Regions from separate parts of the Mus musculus genome. Here region 1 is linked to region 2. A link is a loop called in an ENCODE intact Hi-C map of the cell type or tissue named here. Cell type or tissue: heart. All regions are shown on one strand. Links, peaks and the distances in the headings refer to the core of each region. The heading gives the core; the rest is flanking DNA.

Region 1 (5,371 bases), core at 187-5,186, 98 kb before region 2:
TGAGCTACCATGTGGTTGCTGGGAATTGAACTCAGGACCTCTGGAAGAGCAGTCAGTGCTCTTAACCGCTGAGTCATCTCTCCGGCCCACATCATCTACTTTCAACCTCAACTATGGCCACTTTTATTCACACAACACCTCCGCTTTCATAGCATTTTCAAATAAATCTCAGACATCATGGAACTTCATCTATAAACATTTCATTGTGTATCTCCAGAACCTAAGAGCTCTTCAAAGGTTAACCTGAGTGTAGCCGGGCATGGTGGTACACGCCTGCCACTTCAGTGCGTGAGAGGTAGAAGCAGAAAGGTCAGGAGTTCAAGGTCATCCTCAGCTATACAGTGACCTTGATACCAGCCTGGGCTATTTGGGACCTTGCTTCTAAAAAAAAAAAAAAAATTCAACCAGAACACCCTTGTTGCAACTAACAAATATTACTCATGACCCTAATATCAAAAATCTCCTACCAAGGTTCTCAATTGTCTCTGAAATGTCATGGACTTTGAAGAGCTGGTTTCTTTGAGTCAGAACCCACGTATGTTCACACATTGTAACGGGTTAACGCAGCACTGGAGTGGCTTCTATTTTAGATGCTTCTCTGTCTTTTGTTTTGTTTGCTTGTTGCCTTGGACTTTATCTCTCTTCTTTTTTTTTTTTTTCCTTTGCCTTGTAGCGTGTTCTGCTTTCTGGATTTTGTAGTCCCCTTTGGTCAGGCTTACTGTCAATTGCTCTTTGAGGTCTTGAAACTAAGTTGCTATTTATTTGGGAGTCACAAAGTTCAGTCTTGCTTGGCTTATCTACTCGGTTGCAGGAGGGGTTCTTTCTCCTTTTCCTGGGACAGAAACGGCCCTCGGCCTCTCTTGCTGCATCCTAGGAATGAGAGGTCGGGAAGAACTGCTTCCTGAATGTTCCGAGCAGCAGCAAGATAGCAAGCAATCCTGCTCTTTTTTTTCTCCACTGAAACCACGGGATCCAGGCTATGCAGTCTGTGTGTGTGTGTGTTTTTTAAAGAACAGGGCTGCTTTTTCATAAAGCAAAACAAGTTTCTGCCAAATAGCCAGGACTGTTTTCCCTCTTTCTAGAGCAATAAGGCTCAGGATTTGTTTCCCTCTTGACTTTCAAGAGCGTGTTTTCTCAATTCTGTCCTGAAATTAAAGTAAAGGTCAAGGAGGCCTGTCCGAGGCGAGACTCAGCTCCAGGGAGGGGGGAGGGGGGCGGGGAGGGGGGTTGGTCTGTCTGCATGGTGAGCTCAGGTGACTAGCCCAGCCCCCTTGGGAAAAAACCAGACTCACCTCCCCAGGTCTTTTCTTGGTGGTGGGGGAGACAAATGGAGGGACTGGGAGGGGAGGAGGGAGAGAAGAAGGGAGAAGAGAGGAAGGGGGAGGGGAGAAGGGAGGGAGAGAGAGACAGAGAGAAAGACAGAGAGACTGAGAGACAGAGAGACAGAGACAGAGACAGAGACAAAGAACAGCCAGTCTGTGGGATCCTTTCTGATTTAACTCAGAACAGTTTCCAGAGGCTTCACCCTCCTCTCCGTGTTCCCTTTCTCAAAGAGGGGGATCTGGGCCCCACCCCCTCCGCCTGCATCCCACCTGTCAATACACGTGAGCTGCCCCGGAGATTTGCCCCTTCCCTCGCACTGTGAAGATTTTTAATCAAAAGGCGGGCGCGTGCTGAATGGTACCTCGCTTAGCACCAACTGAAGCTTTTCTCCCCGCCCCTCCCCACACTGAGTCACTCAGCTAACAGTTAATTAATGTGTGACACTTTGACAGTTTGTGCAGAGACTTTTTTTTTTTTTTTTTTTTTTTTTTTTTTACGGAGCCATCAAAATCCACAGGGATGAGACTGGGAGCCACACATGCCTGCTTCCCTTTACTGAGACTCCAGGTGCTGGCTAACTATGATGCAGACCTCGGGCCTGCAACCAGGGCAGATGACAGAGCTCTGACATCAGTCCACTGCTGCCTGGGTCTCCTGGGGGACCAGCCACATTGCCAGGGTCATCTGGATGTCCCTGTGACACCTGGTCACCTTGAGACGAATACAAACAGGGACGTATGCCAAGGATGAAAGTCCCAGAGAAGACACGCTAGCCACTTACAGCTGGGGGACAGAAATGGCCCTTACAGTCAGACACATTCAGCTCCCTTCTCTTCCAGAAGATTCTCAGTCAGGGGTCCCTCTGTGACTGAGCAAGGAGCTGTGTGTGCTGAGCCCAAACTCCTCTCCATGTTCCACAGATAAGCTGGCTCTCAGTTCATCTCAGGAACGCTTTAACATCCTACCTGGCACCATTCTGAGGTGATAGCTCTGGGGACAACTTTACTTCTTCAGTGGGGCACTAATGAAGAGGCTAGGAGACCCTGGGTACCCTGGCCTTCAGTAGCCCAGAGTCCAGCTATGGGCTCCTTTTCTACAGGATGCAAGTTATCTTGGACTCAGCTCCATCCCCTTCCTACCTGCACACTCCATTCCTATTACTATAACTTTGGGTGCTACAGTGTATACTTCAGGGATACCCCAGAAGGACTCTGACAGCTAGGCCTCTGTCGCTGGGGCCCAGAATGCCAGAAAGCCAGGCAAGTTCTCAGGAGTGTAGTCCCCAAGGAGAAGGATCCAAGGGACATGACTATGACAAGGTGGGTAAGCACCAGAGCCCAGAGCCCAGTGCCTACTGGCCTTACCCTTGCATGAGCTACTAACTCCACAGATGTCTCCTCATTTGTGAATCACCTATTATTGCCAGACTCTGTGTAGAGAGGTAAGCACCCAGAGCAGACAAGGTAGAAGCCATCCTTTTAGCAAGTTGCTCGCATTTGATGAGATGCATGGATACCAAATCATTAGGCGAATAACGACCTCCTTGCATCTGGAGATGCTGGAAGCAATGTGCTGTGATAAAAGCGTTAGGCTACCTTCCCTGGAGAAGGGCTGGGAAGACAGTCCAAGGGTAGGGGCTGCTGGACTTTGAATGTGATAGGCCCTTGAGTTGATGCTGAACATCTGGTTCCAGGAAGGCAGGGCAGACAGCCAGAAGGTGAGAAGGCTAGAAATTCTTCTTGGCTTTCCCACACTTTTTTTTATTAGATATTTTCTTTATTTACATTTCAAATGCTATCCCGAAAGTTCCCTATACCCTCCTGCTGCCCTGCTCCCCTACCCACCCACTCCCACTTCTTGGCCCTGGCGTTCCCCTGTACTGGGGCATATAAAGTTTGCAAGACCAAGAGGCCAATCTTCCCAATGATGGCCGACTAAGCCATCTTCTGCTACATATGCAGCTAGAAACACGAGCTCCAGGGGGTACTGGTAAGTTCATATTGTTATTCCACCTATAGGGTTGCAGACCCCTTCAGCTCCTTAGATACTTTCTCTAGCTCCTCCATTGGGGGCCCTGTGTTCCATCCTATAGATGACTGTGAGCATCCACTTCGGCATTTGCCAGGCACTGGCATAGCCTCACAGGAGACAGCTATATCAGGGTCCCTTCAGCAAAATCTTGCTGGCATATGCAATAGTGTCTGGGTTTGGTGGCTGATTATGGGATGGATCCCCGGGTGGGGCAGTCTCTGGATGGTCTATCCTTTCATTACACTTTTAAAGGAGGCCTTAGCAGCAAGGGATGGGCTTTGCTGCTATGCTCTGAGGTGTGAGGTTGAATGACCTATGTCAGAGGTGGGGTGGGGAGCGTCAGAAGTTGGGAGACATAACCATATGCTGTCAGCATGTAGTCTCTTCTACTTCCTCTACAGAAATCTCGATCACCCCAAAATGGTGGGTCAGGTCGTGGAAAGGAAGGCCTCTGCTAGACTAGGTATCTAAATAGTATAGACCCATTACCCCAAAGTGATGCTGAGCCTGTGGAGTGGGCTAGTTTGGAGCCCAAGAGTAACACCAACTTCCTATGGCTGTAGGTGGAAGGGTTTGTTTAGAGAGGAAGATGGCAGGCCTTTGGTTCTGTTATCTGGGCTCCTGTGTGGAGGTGGCACATCATGTTAGGAATCTGGTGGAGGAAGCTGTGCTCTCCTCACATCAGCTGGGAGGCAGAGAGAGGACAAGGAAGGGTCAGAGTTTCTGAGGGCTCACCCAGTGCTTGGAGACCTCCCACATGCTCTGCCTCCTAACATTGCCACCACTTCCCAGTAATGCCAACCTGGGGAGTAAGGCATTAATCAGTACACAGGGGGGGGGGGCAATCTTGGGGGACTTCTAAGGTCCAAACCACAGAGCATCTTTCCTTCCAAATTCTTCACTCAGATGTGACTTGCTGACACCAGAGAAGGACCCAGTTTCTCAGTGTACCTAGGTTTGGGTGTTGAGAAAGATGTTCAGGGGTGAGGAGGGGGTCAGCCTGGAGATGACTGCATACACATGCCCCAGGCCTGTCACCATCCCTTGCCATGGCTCTGCACAATCCTAACATTGCTTCATCTTTCGTTATCCTTTGCACAGACACCCTAGACTCTCAGCCCAGGATTTAAGAAACCCCGCCATTTAGATAATGCTAGTGTCTCCAGCCATCATTCCAGGTTCTTGGAGTCTAGATCTAGGGGATCTCAGTGGTGGGTACCTTTGGGGTACAAGCCTGGTAGTAAACCCCTGGAAGATGCTCCACTTAGGACTCTTAGTGTGAGGTCTTTCAACCTGCCCCCCCCCCCCAGGCTGAAGCTGCCTTTAGGTCAAGAACGAATCACTTGATGGGAGAGCCTCGTCCCTTCCCAATCCTCGTCCCACACTGCTTTCCTAGAAAGAGTTTGTAGGCTCTAGAGAAAGAGCCATCCCTGAACCACAGCCTGGCCCTCTACCTAGAGGAGGGAGGCGTTGGCTTGGGTTGCCAGGAGCCCTGAAGAAGAGCACCCTACCTACTCACTCCATCTCCAGCAAATCACTCCACCAAGCTGCTTTTGACATGTAAATGAGAAATTCTCCCCCCTCTTTACTTTTTTTTTTCATTGAAATGCTTAAAGTCTTAGAAAAGAAGAAGAAGAAGAAAAAAATTGATGTGTTTAAGACAGCAGTGTCTCACCCGCCATCGAGCCTGATAAGGGATTGTTAAATTTTAATTAGACAATTAGATTCCTTCAAGTGCCAAACTTCAGAGGAGGCAGCACACGAGAAGCTGAGGAAAGCACAGGAAACAGGCAGCCTGGGTTCACGAAACACTGAAGGTGCTCTTCCCCCCACCTGCCAGCTCTGTGCTCCCTGGAACAGAGAGCAGAAGGCACAGAGGCAGGAGTCAGCCATGAAAGGGCATCATCCCCTTCCTGGACCAACCAGCTTTCCTTTGGCAACCCTTGATCACCCCCACCTCAAGTTCTTTCCCTGAGAAAACACCTTATTTCGGAGTCACCCTTCAATTGTGGCACCT
Region 2 (5,371 bases), core at 81-5,080:
GTAAAGGGAGATTTAGGTACATGAAGATCCCTACTCACTGGAAAAGAAAAAAAAAATTCCCCAAAGAAAGGTATACAGAAGAAGCTGGGGAGAAAACTTTCGTGGTAAAATGCTTGCCAGCACACGAATCTGAGCATCCGAGTTTGATCCCCAACACCCCTGTAAAAAGCTGCATGTGGCAGTACATCTGCAATCCTGGTGCAGAGAAAGCAGGCACAGGTGGATCCCTGGGGCTTGCTGGTCAGGGACCCTAGGCTAATCCTCGAACCCCACCTCTTTGTTCTTACAGTCTATTTTCAAGAGCAGTGATAAAATACATTTTTAATTTTAATTCATCTAGCTTCTGGTATTTTGTGATAGTCTCATGAGACTAATACAACTACCTAAACTGGGTTAGGTTCTTCTGCACTTTTTCAACTCTCTCTTCCTTCCACATATCACCTTGAAATTAATTTTTTAATATCTGTTTTCAACACTGAACTCAGCTTAGCCCAAGGAGTGACACTACTAGGGCTAGCCTTGTTGAAGTAGGTGTGGCCTTGTAGGAGTAGGTGTGTCACTGTGGGTGTGGGCTGTAAGACCCTCATCCTAGCTGCCAGTAAGCCAGGCTTTTCCTGCTTGCCTTCGGAACAAGATGTAGAACTCTCAGCTCCTCCTGCACCATGCCTGCCTGGGCTCTGCCACGCTCCCCACCTTCAAGATAATGGACAGAGCCTCTGAACCTGTAAGTTAACCTCAATTAAGTGTTGTCCTTATAAGAGTTACCTTGGTCATGGTGTCGGTTCACTGCAGTAAAACCCTAACCAAGACAAAAGTAAACTGCAAGCCGCTTGTTGCTGCTCACGCATGAGATGTGGAGAGATGAGGGGGCTCGGGGAGAAGGTCACGTGAGGACTTAGTCCGATGAGAGCTCCTGAGTCATTGTGACTAAGAAGAACACAAGCAGAGAAGTGTCTGGCCAGATCTGCATTTTAGATACATTACTCTGTGGGGAGTGTGGGCCTGGCGGCAGAAACAACGATTACAAGTTGTTAAGAGAGTCTGCAGAGAGGAACCAGAACAGAGGGCGCCTCAGAGAAGCCGGACAGGGCGGTGGGGTGAGGGGAGCCAAAGCTGAAGGCTGATTGGACACAGATGGAAAGGTGGGAGGAGTCCCACTGACTTGGAGATTTGTGGGTGGCAGTGCCACCAGCTGAGACCAGGAGACAGCAGAGAGAGGAGTTTGGTTTAGGAAGGGGAGAGGAGAAAAAGTGAGAGGGGATGACTCAATTCCGGACACATTAGGATGGAAGCATGGTGGTAGCCTTGGCAATTGACCATAGAGCCCGAGACTCTGAAAGAAAGGCAGGGAGGCAATATAGAGGCCAGCAGGCAGGTGGGTTCACATGAAGATAGCAGTGTACCAAGGCCACAAAAGCATTCAGGAAGGAGCTCAGGGAAGGCTGGTGCGGGCACAACTGGATACCCAATTACTTATCCCCAGGAGGTTACCTTATTTCTAAATCTGTTTTGTTTCTCTTTCACCCATACAGCCTGCCAATTTAACATATTCCTACTTGCTAAATAAGGTGTGTGTGCGTGTGCACATGCACTCTTTTTAGCTACAAACAAGCTCCCTAAAGCTGGGACAGGGATAGACTGGTTTGGAGTCTCTTCAATGTGCTGCATGGCTCAATGGACATTCTCTTAAGTTCTACCTCTTTGAACTTGGGAAGGGTGTTCTTGGGTCAGGGGGTGCTGAGAAAGAGGATGAAACTCATAAGCCATTCACGTAACTGACATATCTGAAGGGAAAGCCACAGACTCATGTCCCCTGCCTACAAGAGGAACACAGATGACTAAGTAGGCTCTCAATAGATCTCAAAGGGAACAGACAGACTCACTGGCAACCAGGAAAGGTGCTTGGAGGAGAGCCGTCAGCCTGAACTTCAGTTAGACCATGATAACTTCTATGATACCAATTAACAGCCAGAAAATACTGCCCCAAGGCTGTAACTGAGACCTCAATAGCCTTCTGTTTAATTTCAATTACATTTTTTTTCCTTGAGAGTCATAAACCTGTCAAACAAGCCAGGGAGCTAACTTCGTTTTTCTTCACCCACTTCACCGCTCCAAGGCAGAACTCAGCCTGTGACTTAATGCGACTTACTTATTTCATCCACATTTTCCAGAAATCTCTGCAAGTCTCTCTCTTGATCATCAGCCATCGCAGACACAAATCTCTAAGGGAGGCAGTATAAATTATGAAATTAATAATATAAAACACTAAACAGAACCATCGGGCTTATTATCTGTCTAAGACTAAGTGTTTGTAAATGTCGTGAATAACAGCAGGGTGAGCCATTTCCCTCTGACTGCTGTTTAAGGCCAAGGGACAGTTATTATTTGTGGCCACACTTCCGGAGAGCTGCCAGCCCTGCCTCTGCTGGGGGGAAATGCTCTACAATAATTCCTCCAAAGCTAACCACCAACCACTGTGATTTAGGGACCTGATGGCAAAGGAAGCTGGGAGAGGAGCCGACTTATTGCCAGGGCTGGGGGACGAGTGTGGTCTTCCAACTTTGGCCATGACAGGTGTGCCTAGTCGGAAGCTTGGGCCAGGCAAAGCACAGGATAAGTAGGGAGAAGACTACCTTCATGAACATGTCCACACTCCATTAAAACCGTTGCCTCCGCCCTGTTTCTGAGGATGAAGAGGAGGTGCCACAGTGCACCAGCGTCTGCTTTTCAGTACTCTACCAAGTACATTAGCTTTATTACACTTGATTTTGAATGTGAAGACTACATGATAACCTCGGAGGTACCCAAAGGCGTATCCACACAACCTAAAGATCACCAGAAGGATAAACTTCCCCAGCCTTGGCCCACAGCGAGCCGCAGCTCGTTTGGGAGCGCCCCCTAGGTATGCATATTTTAAATACACTATACTGTGGTTCCAGCTTGCAGACAGGCGGCTTGGTAGTGCAGTCAGACAACTGCGAACTAAAACTTTGACATGCACAATTAGCCCGTGAGTCCCAGTTTCTCCGTCTACGTTATGGAAATCATAATGCGAACCCAGAGGACACCACGGGTCTGACTGTAGCACCCTGAACGTGGATGCGTGATTAGTCAGGCTTCTTTTATCTAGAAAACAGCCTTGGCATATGGCTCAAACAGCTAACACTCCCTAGGAATGAGATTCACATCGGGGGTGGGGGTGGGGGTGAGGTGGGGGGTGGAGGAGGGAATTAACTCGTGCAGAGCTACAGGCTGGCCTGAACCAGGCGCTTCATGGACGGAGAAAGCCAGTCTTTCTGGAACAGTACACCCAAGCCAGAAGGGTCAGCAGGAACGCAGAGCCAAGGCTCCCTGGAAAGGAGCAGAGCGGCGGTGGGGTGGAGGACCCACACCCGAGCCCCACCCTTCGGTACTACACAACTCCATGGAGGGAGGGCGGGGACAGCTGTACTGTTGCCAGGCAACCGCTCCCCAGCGTCCTGGCCCTGTGCTTCCAGGGTTGGTCTCAGCCTGCAGCTGGTACTGGATCAAACTCAGGGCCCGAGTCAGTGGCCTCTGTCAACTCTAAGCCCAGGCCAGGAACAGTTCCAAGATAGATTCCCCACGGCCACCCGGCTAGACTGACCTTTAGTGCCCAGGATCGGACGGGAAGTGGAAGCTGAGGACAGGCTGTGACTGGCTTTCGCTGGGGAGAGGCGGGGCCTTGGAGAGGGCGGGGCCTCTCGTGACCCAAAGAACGCGCTGCCCCGTTTGAAGCTGGGATGTCCCACCCAGAAGCAAGTTGGTGCCGGCTGGTCGCTAAAGCAACGTCAGTGAAAGCCCTTCCACTCTGGAGCCGCGAGGGTTCTCCCAGTTGGTTTCATATCTTTAGTCCCATAATGTAAAGGCTCCATCCAGCGTACTTCGGTGTGAGTCCAGGTTTGTTTTTAATGACCAATGTATGGCCTCCAAGGCAGTACCGTCTCTTTGATTCTCAATTTTTCTCGTAAATGAAATGGAAAAACGACACTTTTCCGACAAAGCTATGGTTAAGGGGGCTGGATCCTATCTAGCTACAGAAGTGAGTGATATACAAACAACAGTAGGATTTAGGGTAGAGAGAGCACATCACAGGGAATGGAAGAGTGGTGAGTCCTGAGCTCTAAAATGTGGGTAATGTAGATCAGTCAAAACCAGAATCTACAAAAAAGTGCCTGAGGCTAGCCAGTGGCCAGGCAAGAACCCAGGTAAGAAGAGGCGATGGGAGTTCCAGAACTACTGGCCGAAGAAGGGACAGACTCACTTGCACCCAGGACTGCCTTGGATAGTGATGCTCAGTAGCCACAGACTGGCTGGCTGGTGCGTCTTCAGAAGCTCTTTCTGTCTGACGGCTTCCATTCCTGTTGCTATGGAGTGCAGCTCTGCCCTCCCCAGTCCCATAAGCCCATGTGTTATAGGACTAGTTCCCATTCCTTAGGACCAGAGGTTTGCCTTTGTTTTGTCTTTTTGTTTCTAGCACGTGGACTTAGATGAGCAAATGTGCCTACAGAAACTGTCAAGTATGCTATTCCGGATGGAGAAAGGATAAGAGAGTTGACAGTTTGCATCAGGCTTCCAAGGGCCATCTGTCCTGAAGAGTAAGATTACAGTGGTACAGTCACAAGCCACTTTGCGGGGACAAATCTTACACTTGATAGATTACTAGGGTTTTGTTTTGTTTCACTTTGCTTCTTTAGCTGGTCTGTGTGTGTGTGTGTGTGTGTGTGTGTGTGTGTGTGTGTGTATGTGTGTGTGTGTTTTGGATGCTATACCTTTCTGTGGCCCTGCATAGCCCAAAATTCACTTTGTGGCCCAGGGTGTCCTCGAGCTCAAGGTGATCCTATTGTCTCGGGTGCTGGGATGGCAGGTGTGTGCCACCAAACTTACCTCGGATTGGTCAGAAGTCCTAAGTGACCCCAGAAAGTCAGTCACCTGGCAGCAAAGAGTCTCATGCTCTTTTGTCCAGGCCTATGTAGATTTTACTTTTGTGCCCTGGTAACTTGATATGGCCAGTGTGGTATACAGATAAGCAACTGTGAACAAGAACCTTCAATAACCCGAGTGTGACTCATTGACTATGCCCCCCCACCCACCCAGCAGTTAGCCAATGGAGGCCTGTGTGAGCATTCACAGAACCCAGTCTACCTTTGATTCATAGAAGAGTAAGCAGTAGACCCGGCTGATAAGGGGGTCAACATTTTGGGTGGCTTTGTTGCCTCGGCATAACATGCTCAGCCACTCTGACCACGTGTTCTTCACTTGATGCTATGCCAAAAATCTAAGGGTGCTGTGGGCGAATCTATGCGGATCAGGATGACTGTTGTTAGATTTTAAGGGTCAATGTCTGTGTGTC

Evidence for each region. A loop is a pair of places that touch in the nucleus more often than their neighbours do. Peaks named below come from ENCODE experiments on the same cell type or tissue, not always from the same donor. Only the 100,000 strongest peaks of a DNase experiment are listed, where the experiment ranks them.
Region 1: a loop joins it to region 2, with 2.2 times the contacts of the local background. A loop is called at or near these places in 2 of 42 quality-filtered maps.

Annotation. Positions count from the first base shown.
Region 1 is chr9:49,384,671-49,390,041 of GRCm38, forward strand. The region is part of intron 1 of Drd2 (dopamine receptor D2); the gene reads left to right. Among named protein-coding and RNA genes, the nearest start is that of Gm46111, 24 kb to the right of the region's middle. In heart, for the core only: no CTCF peak of the experiment used is centred there; no DNase peak of the experiment used is centred there; H3K4me3 peaks cover 406 bases; H3K27ac peaks cover 1,075 bases.
Region 2 is chr9:49,482,521-49,487,891 of GRCm38, forward strand. Ttc12 (tetratricopeptide repeat domain 12) reads right to left here and starts at 3,705. Exons shown (of 22, transcript NM_172770.3): 1 at 3,626-3,705; 2 at 2,150-2,222. The coding sequence starts at 2,207. In heart, for the core only: a CTCF peak has its summit at 2,895; a DNase peak (open chromatin) is centred at 3,531; H3K4me3 peaks cover 1,796 bases; H3K27ac peaks cover 678 bases.